Linked DNA regions of Homo sapiens: region 2 is linked to region 1. The links are chromatin contacts, found by Hi-C in ENCODE. All regions are on one chromosome and are shown on one strand. Each heading gives the region's core, a stretch centred on a gene start or an enhancer-like site at or near the end of the contact. The rest is flanking DNA. Distances are from core to core; before and after follow the strand shown.

Region 1 (4,206 bases), core at 571-3,070:
ATTCTGCTCTGCAGGCGCTTCCGCGCTCTTCACCTGGTGTGTACAGGGCATTTGGGGCCTTTAGAGGGCGCACTTGCGGCCAGCAGGCTGAAGAGGCTGCCGCGGAGAAGGCTGGGGAGCGGAGCTGAGCTGAGCTGGTGCAGACAGCATAGGAGAAAAACAGAACCGAAAAATTCACACCGAATTAGGAGGACTCAACACATACATGCTTCGCTCTGGGTCAGGGACTGTGCTTGGTGGCTTCTCCTCCAGTCCAATTGGCATGAATGTCCGCATTTTACAGAGGAAGAATCTGAGCCATCAAATGGGAGCAATGAAGCTTAGAAAGGTTAAACTAGCAGGCTGTGGAAACCAAATCGGAACCCAGGCCTGCAGGATCCCAAGCCTGTTTTACCTCCTCCCACCCCCAACACTGCCTCTCTCCCCTCTCTTCTCTCTCTCTCTCTCTCTCTCTCTCTCTCTCTCTCTCACACACACACACACAGCCGCACACGCACGCACATGCAAACAAAGAAGCCAGACAAGGCAAAGGAGAATCTCTCTAAGCCCCAATAATGGCCCTCAGTCATCCTTGTTAATGAGCCCGAATCAACTTTTCCTCAGAAAGAAAATGGCTTAATTGGAAAGCAGAGTTCAGCTCCTAAAACATCGTCATGGCCTTGGCAGCGTTTAGCCCCGAAATGGCCGTCCCCGGTCTCTCACCCCATTTCAGCCTCTCTTGAGGAGCCTCAATCGGAAGCGCTAAGGGGGCCCAGCCTCTGCGCGCCCTGGGTGCGGGATCGTGCCCGCGGGGTCCGGCCTCGCGCCCCACCCTTCGAGCGCCCGCCCCCACCCGCGCTCGGTGCTCCCGCTCCCTTGGCACCCCGAGACCACATCCCCACTTCGGGCACCCCGCATCCCTCGGCGCGTTCGGAAGCCAGCAGCCCACCGGGGAAGCTGGGCCGGCTGCAGCACCACAGCCTGTGCAGAGAGGCATCCGCACCCCGCGAAGTCCCTAGGCGCAGCCCCGGGTCCCCCGCTCTGCGCCTCATCACTGTCCAGTTCGAGTCCCAAACGGGCCTAGAGAGCAGCCGGGCAGCGAGGCTGGGCTCCGGGCAGAACGCGCTTCTCCAGCCGGACGGGGGTGCCCAGGATGACGCTCGCGGGGCCCCGGCCAGCTTGAGCAGCAAGGCGCGCGTCCCCAAGCTCCGCCTGGCGGTCTGCCCTGAACCGCCGGTTACCCTGCCCGCCCGCAGCTCCCAAGCCCCCGCGGCGGCCTTGGCACTACCACCTGCCCCGGCACAGTCTCGCCCTCCACCGCCCGGGCAGCCTTTCCCGAGCCTGCCTTGGGCTGGGGCTGCCCCTTCCCGGGGGTCCCTGGGGGTGCAGCGGCCATCTGAAACCTAGGCTCCGATGCCCCCGGCGTCGCTCCATTCCCCAGGCCCGCGGCGCGCGCGGCCTCGGATACTCACCGCCCGAGGCCCGCTGGGCTGCGGCCTCACTCGGCTCCACGCCCGGATCCTCGAACTTGCTGCTCTGCTTGGAGCCCCCTGAGCTGCTGGGTGTAGAGATTTGTTGCAATGTCGCCTATCATCCTGGAGACGCGGGTGCCTGCGGCTCAGCTCTCCGCCCGGCTCGGTGCGCTCTGTGAGGGGCTCCCGGGCTCTTCCGCCGCTCGCTGCCAGGCCAGGTGAGCGTTTGGTGGAGCTGAAAGCTCGACGCCTCAGTCCAGGTGGCTTTAAAACGGGTGCGTTTGGAGGTGCCCAAACCTAACCTGGGCTTCCTTCCAATCGGAGCAATTTCAAATCTTCATGCTCGTTCATTCCTATACCGGCTAATTCTGGTTTGGCAGGGAAAAAAAATGCAGTCACCTCACATGCACACTCTTGTGGCCGGTTGAAGTTTATAGCTTTGGCTGAGGTTCCGCTAAGGCGCTGCACATTTATCACTGGCGGAAAGGTCCTGAAATCTAATCCAGGATGCAAGTGAGACTAGCAGTAGCCTCCATTTCTCTGAGATGGGAGAGAAGGGATGAAACAGACCCTCACTGAAATATTTTTGGCCAAAGAGGACTCAAAGTCCCTTATTCTCTCTCTTTTAGAGACACGGGTTTCACTATATTGCCAGGCTGGTCTCGAACACTTGGACTCAAGGAATCCTCTGGCCTTGGCCTCCAAAGTGCTGGGATCACAAGCTGAGCCACCGTGACCGGCCAGTCCCTCATTCTTGTTTCCACCCTGGGTCCCACCTCTCCCTGCTCTTTCTGCACGTCCATTACCTACCTTCGTGGGCACCAGGCACAACTTTCATCTCAATACCTCCCTACCTCATTCCCAGCAGGGCACACAACATAGTGCTTTGCCTTGGACAGTTTTCTGTATTATTGAAGTGAATGTGTGAGTCGATGAAGCCTGTGCTGTTTTTTCCCGCCTGAAGGTTTTGCAGTAATTCTCTGCTGCTGTTGTGATAAACTGCCACAGTAATAGCAGAGGAAAACCACACAAATTCACTATTTTACAGTTCTGGAGGTCGGAAGTTTGAAATGGGTCATACTAGGCTGAGATCATGGTGTTGGCCACCTTGAAGGCTGTGTTCCTTCTCGTGGCTGTAGGGGAGAGCCACCAGCTTCTGCAGGCCGCCCACATTCCTTGGCTGGTGGCTCTTCCTCCATCTTCAAAGCCAGCACTGCTGCGTCATTTTGTCTTCTTTCCATACTCACATTGCCTTGTCTCCCCTTTTCTGCCCCCACCCCTGTCCACTTTTAAGGACCCTGGGGATTACATTGAGTCCAATGAGATAATCCAGATAATCTCTCTATTTTAAGGTCAGCTGATTAGCAACCTTAATTCCATCTGCAACCTTAATTCCCCTCTTGCCATGTAAGGTAACAAATTCACATGTTCCAGGGATTAGGATGTGGACATCTTTGGGAGACCATTATTCTGCCTACCACAGATTTCCTTCTTTCTTCTTTTCCTTTTTCTTTTCTTCCTTCTTTTTCGTTTCTTTGAAAAAAAATTCACATGTATTTCACATTGCCTTCCTCGGTCACCCAAGCTGGAGTGCAGTAGCATGATCACAGCTCATTGCAGCCTCAACCTCCTGGGCTCAGGTGATCCTCCCACCTCAGCCTCCTGAGTAGCTGGGACTACAGGCACACGCCACCATGCCTGGCTAATTTTTTTGACTTTTTATAGAGACGGAGTCTCATTATATTGCCCAGACTGGTCTTGACCTTTTGGACTCAAGTGATCTGGCTGCCTCACCCTCCCAAAGTGCTGGGATTACAGGCATGAGCCGCTGCACCCGGCCTATATTGCTATTTCTTATATCAATTCTGTCTCTCTTTTTTTTTTTTTTTTTTTTTGAGATGGAATCTCACTCTGTCACCCAGGCTAGAGTGCAGTGGCAATCTTGGCTCACTACAACATCTGCTTCCCAGGTTCAAGCAATTCTCCTGCCTCAGCATCCCAAGTAGCTGGGGTTATAGGAGCGTGCCACCATGCCCAGCTAATCTTATATCAACTCTTGATTTAAAAATTATTGAGGCTGGGCACAGTGGCTCACGCCTGTAATCCCAGCACTTTGGAAGGCCAAGGCGGGTGGATCACTTGAGGCTAGGAGTTCAAGACCAGCTTGGCCAACATGGTGAAACCCCGTCTCTACTAAAAACACAAAAATTAGCTGGGTGTGGTGGCGCCTGCCTGTAATTCCAGCTGCTTGGGAGGCTGAGGCACGATATTGCTTGAATCTGGGAGGCGAGAATCGCTTGAACCTTGAGCTGAGATCGTGCCTCTGCATTCCAGCCTAGGCAACAGAGTGAGACTCTGTCTCAAAAAAAAAAAAGAAAAAAAAATTTTGAGAAAATTGTGAGAAATTGTGGCCAAGTGAGGGCATTTTGATGAGGTGCTAGGCTTCAGTGGTTTACATATCTTACTTTTGCTGATAAGAACACGGGCAACTGGATGGTTAGTGTTCCCTTGGGCGGTGCCTCTCATATCCACTCATTTCAAGCAGGCTTTTGACAGCAAGATTAGGGTTCCTGACAAGCACTTCAATTGCCGATGATCCATTTTGTTGGAAAAGAAGTCTGTAAGATTTTTAAGTCTGTTTTTTTTTTCTCTGAAAACTTGCCCACTTATGGAGGTATGATGGATCTCATATGAACTGTGCATATTTAGTGTCCAATTTGATGAGTTTCAGCATATGGAGGTAGGATGGATCTCG
Region 2 (4,206 bases), core at 1,050-3,549, 990 kb after region 1:
CCAAGCTACTTACCTTTTGCCCATCTCACAGGTTCACGTGAGGCTCACATGGGGTTGTGGCAATGACACACACAGCATCCAAGTGGAAGACAGGATTGTCCTCTCATACAGAATGACTTCTCCTTGAAGAGCAGAGGTGGCATGTTGACCACCTCTCTGTTTTAAAACATGTTGAATTAGTAGCCAACATGTAAAATTCTGGAGATGTTGCATGAAATTCTGATTTCTGGCTTCTCTTAGAAAAAACATGTCTTCCAACAGTCACCCTGCATTCTTGGCAGGAACTGAGTAGCAGTTGCTCTGTTTAGCAGTTGCTCTCTTTAGATGGGGCACTCACTTTTTTTTTTTTTCTTTTTAGACGGAGTCTCACTCTGTCGCCAGGCTGGAGTGCAATGGTGTGATCTTGGCTCACTGCAACCTCCACCTCCTGGGTTCAAGCGATTCTTCTGCCTCAGCCTTCTGAGTAGCTGGGACTACGAGTGCCCGCCACCACACCTGGCTAATTTTTGTTTTTAGTAGAGACGGGGTTTCATCATGTTGGCCAGGCTTTGGTCTCGAACTCCTGACCTCAGGTGATCCGCCCACCTCGGCCTCCCAAAGTGCTGGGATTACAGGTGTAAGCCACCGCGCCCGGCCAGGAATTCACTCTTCATCACTGTCCCCACCACCCCCTAGTGCCTCCTTGACACTGTTAGTTGCCATTCACCATCCTGTGGAGCTTGTATTTTCTTTCGCTGGTCCTGCTTTACTCATTTTCATTACCTGTTGGCATTTGTTTGTGACTCCTCTAGGGGTTTGGGGAATACAACTGTCTTCATGTGAGGGCTTGGTAGAAGTGCCTCTGTAGAGCCAGGTGCAGTGACTCACATCTTTAATCCCAGCATTTTGGGAGGCCGAGGCGGGCGGATCATGAGGTCAGGAGATCGAGACCATCCTAGCTAACATGGTGAAACCCTGTCTCTACTAAAAATACAAAAATTAGCCGGGTGTGGTGGCATACACCTGTAGTCCCAGCTACTTGGGAGACTGAGCAGGAGAATCGCTTGAACCCAGGAGGCGGAGGTTGCAGTGAGCCGAGATCGCGCCATTGCCCTACAGCCTGGGTGGCAGAGGGACACTCCATCTCAAAAAAAAAAAAAAAGAAGTACCTCTGTAGAATGACACCCCAAGTAATCTGTTTACTTTGCATGCACATCTTCTCGAGCCCTGCCTTTCAATCTGAGCCACAGGCTCTTCAAAAATGTTCAATAATTATATTTAATATATTTTAAACAACCACAGTTTAAGAATTCTAATTTAAACAAAAAAAGTCACAGATACAACAAAATGTGTTATCAAGCACATTTAATTCACTGGCAACCACAAGACATTGATTGTGCCCCTAGGTTACGTAGAAGGCCGTAGAAATGAACTCGCCATCGCTGTGCGATTGAAGAGTTTAGCTTGATAGTGCAAGGCCGGTGGCTGAAAAAAATGCTACCGTTTGCCCTATTCCTTGTCAAGACTTTCTCAGTACTGACTCTTGAAATAAATTGACTTCTTGAAGCTAGCATAAGACTGCAAATGGCCATTGCAACTGCCATTTCAAATTTCTGAAGATGTATTAGAAACGAAGAACCCACTGCCGTCGGGGGAAAGAGGACCTGGGCAGATAGAAGGAAAGAATGGAAGACATTTTTTCTCCCTTGGAAAGGCTTTCGCCATATAACTACTGCACATTTTAATATATTGACAACACTGGACATTTTTCCAAAAGTAAGTAAAAACCTTCATTGTTCAACTTTATAATAAGCCAATGATTACTTGTGGATTCATTATGATAATAAAGCACTTCTATGGGGATTTTCTTTTTTTTATGATAGGTTTTGCTTTAGAAAACAATTGAAAGCCACTTTTCTGGGAAAAAAAACAAAAAACAAAAAAAAACGCTGTTTGCGGCAGCCCCAATTCCCTAAGCATTATCTGGTGGGAGATGTGTTGCAGCGAGACCTCCCACCAGTAGGTGGCACTGCGCGCAATGCTCGCACCTCCCCTCAACACCCTTTCTCTCAGCAATGGCGGGTGATGGTGGGGGTCCTCTCTTTGCAGGGCTGGCCATTCTAATGCCTGACCTCAGGTGCAGACCAGTGTTCCGTTGCGCGGGACTCCTGACCTCGAGGAGGTTTAGAGAAAACAATGGTGTTCTCTGTGTACCCTTCCGCGAGGGCTGGGGAGTATACCGCCGCGCAGAAGACGCAGGCCAGGGGAGAATTCGCGCCGGGCGGCAGGCGGGGTGGCGGGCAGCCCCTGGGCGGGCGGGGTCCTGGCGAGAAGCGAGCCGGCGGCCTGAGGAGGCGACTGACTGAGCAGCGCACCCGGGGAGCAAGGAGGCGCGGTGAACTGAGCGGCCCCTGAGCTGACAGATACACTGCGCAGCTGGAACGGCGAGCGAGCCGACGGGCGAGTGAGGGGCGCAGCCATGATCACCTCGGCCGGTGAGTGCGGCCCGTAGCCAGCGCCTGGAGGGAGGAGCCGCCGCCGCGCCGGCTTTTAGCTGAGTCAGGGCCGGTGACTGGGCGCCTCCCGGCGGAACGCCGGCCTGGGCAGCTTCTTGCTGCCCAGGGCCCACCCCCGGGCCGGGGGGCTGGGAGTCTGATCAGGTCACTGCGTGCTTCTCTGGCTTGAGGGAATCGAGCCGGGTCGACCGCCTCGGCATCCCTCCCCAATCACACCCCAGCGCCAGGACCCGAGGGGCTTCCTGGGCCTTCCCCTGACCCCAGAAGGGCTTACCTTTTTTCTGTGCCTCCCATTCTTGGCCGTGTGAGGTCGTCCAGCCCCAGTTCTTGCCCGCAGGGGGCCGGGGTGGGATGGGCCCCTGTGCCATTGAACAGTAAGGCAAACCCCCCTGATCGGGCAGCCTAACTGCTACAGAAGTGTTTCTGGACGTGGCCGAGCTCCATTCGCCTTAGAATGAAACCCGAAATTAGGTTTGAGGTGGGTCATTTCTGGGTCCGATCCAAGGGTGTTCATTCAAAACACCCAGAGAACTTTTGGGTTCGGCGAAGACCCTAAAGACGCCCTGGAGATACCTTTATACTGAGAGCCTACTTATACCCTTTCGAGGTTATGTGCTCAGTCTGTTGACTGTACATTCAAGAAAGAATGGATGGATCTGCGGAGCAGGTTTCATACGCGCAAACCATTGCATAGGTAGATTCACGTAGTGACATTTGCAATGGAGTAAGTTACAGAGATCAAGTTTCAATTGGAGACTTAAGCTCCCCGTTACAGATTGACTTGCATATAGCTGTCCAGAGCCTTGGTGCTTTTTTCCGTTGCCTATTTACATACCCTTTTCTCATTTTCTTACTCTGTGTTTGACCCACAAAGAAAGCATTTTATTGTAAACAAACTGGTGAGCAGAAGACAGTAATCTGAATGGTAAGGCGATCAAAACTTTATTTTTATGAGGATTGGTTAAGGAGATCGTTGGAGATACTGGGAGACGTAGTTACTTTCAAACATTTGAAGAGCTGTCACTTGTACCTGAAATAAGACTTTTTGTCCCCAAGAGATACAAGTGATCGCGAGATGAATTTTAGTTCAGTATCAGGAAGTTTTTCCAGTCAGAGCTTTGTAAAGATCAAATAAACACTCAGTTTCTTGCCACCTATAGGCCTCATTCTATTTCAAATCCATCCATTACCAATGTTTCTTCTAACTCGGCCCAAACCACCTTCATCTCTTGTCTGGGTTACTATATCAGCCTTAAGGCTTTGTTTTCGACCATTACCTCCGTACAGCCCGTTTTTCTTGTGGACTATGCTTTTTAAAACTTTAATCACATAATACTTCTTTGCTTACAATCCACCAGTGCTTACATTGTGTTTAGAGCAGCCGTGTCCAACCCTTTGAATTCGAGGACTTTTTTTCTTACTGTGGTGGTCGGACATCGTGAAAATTATATACAAACCTTTTTTTTTTTTTTTAAGCTCATTAGCTATCATTAGTGTTAGTGTATTTTATGTATGCCCCAAGATACTTCTTCCATTGTGGCCCAGGGGAGCCAAAAGGTTGGACACCCCTGGCATACAGTAAAATCCAGACTCTTAACCAAGGACCCACATGATCTGATTCCCGCCTTGTCTTGTAGTACTGTCTTCACTCAATACATCCTAATCACACTGGACTTTTTGTTCCTTGGATATGTCAGTTTCTCTCCTATCT

Evidence for each region. Hi-C counts contacts between places; a loop is a spot of excess contacts on that map. Pooled maps may share reads with other maps.
Region 2: a pooled map shows a loop between it and region 1 (5-fold over the local background). The contact joins the promoter of PSMD1 here to the promoter of SLC16A14 in region 1. A Hi-C loop is called at or near these places in 6 of 50 pooled maps.

The regions. Positions count from the first base shown.
Region 1 is chr2:230,067,104-230,071,309 of GRCh38, forward strand. SLC16A14 (solute carrier family 16 member 14) reads right to left here and starts at 1,821. Exons shown (of 5, transcript NM_152527.5): 1 at 1,452-1,821. The region is part of intron 1 of LOC107985995 (a long non-coding RNA gene); the gene reads left to right. RefSeq lists enhancers at 529-1,299, 1,695-1,814, 1,825-1,884 and silencers at 675-924, 1,195-1,464.
Region 2 is chr2:231,054,568-231,058,773 of GRCh38, forward strand. PSMD1 (proteasome 26S subunit, non-ATPase 1) reads left to right here and starts at 2,300. Exons shown (of 25, transcript NM_002807.4): 1 at 2,300-2,474. The coding sequence starts at 2,459. LOC112268432 (a long non-coding RNA gene) reads right to left here and starts at 3,179. Exons shown (of 2, transcript XR_002959456.2): 1 at 2,770-3,179. RefSeq lists a silencer at 2,201-2,390.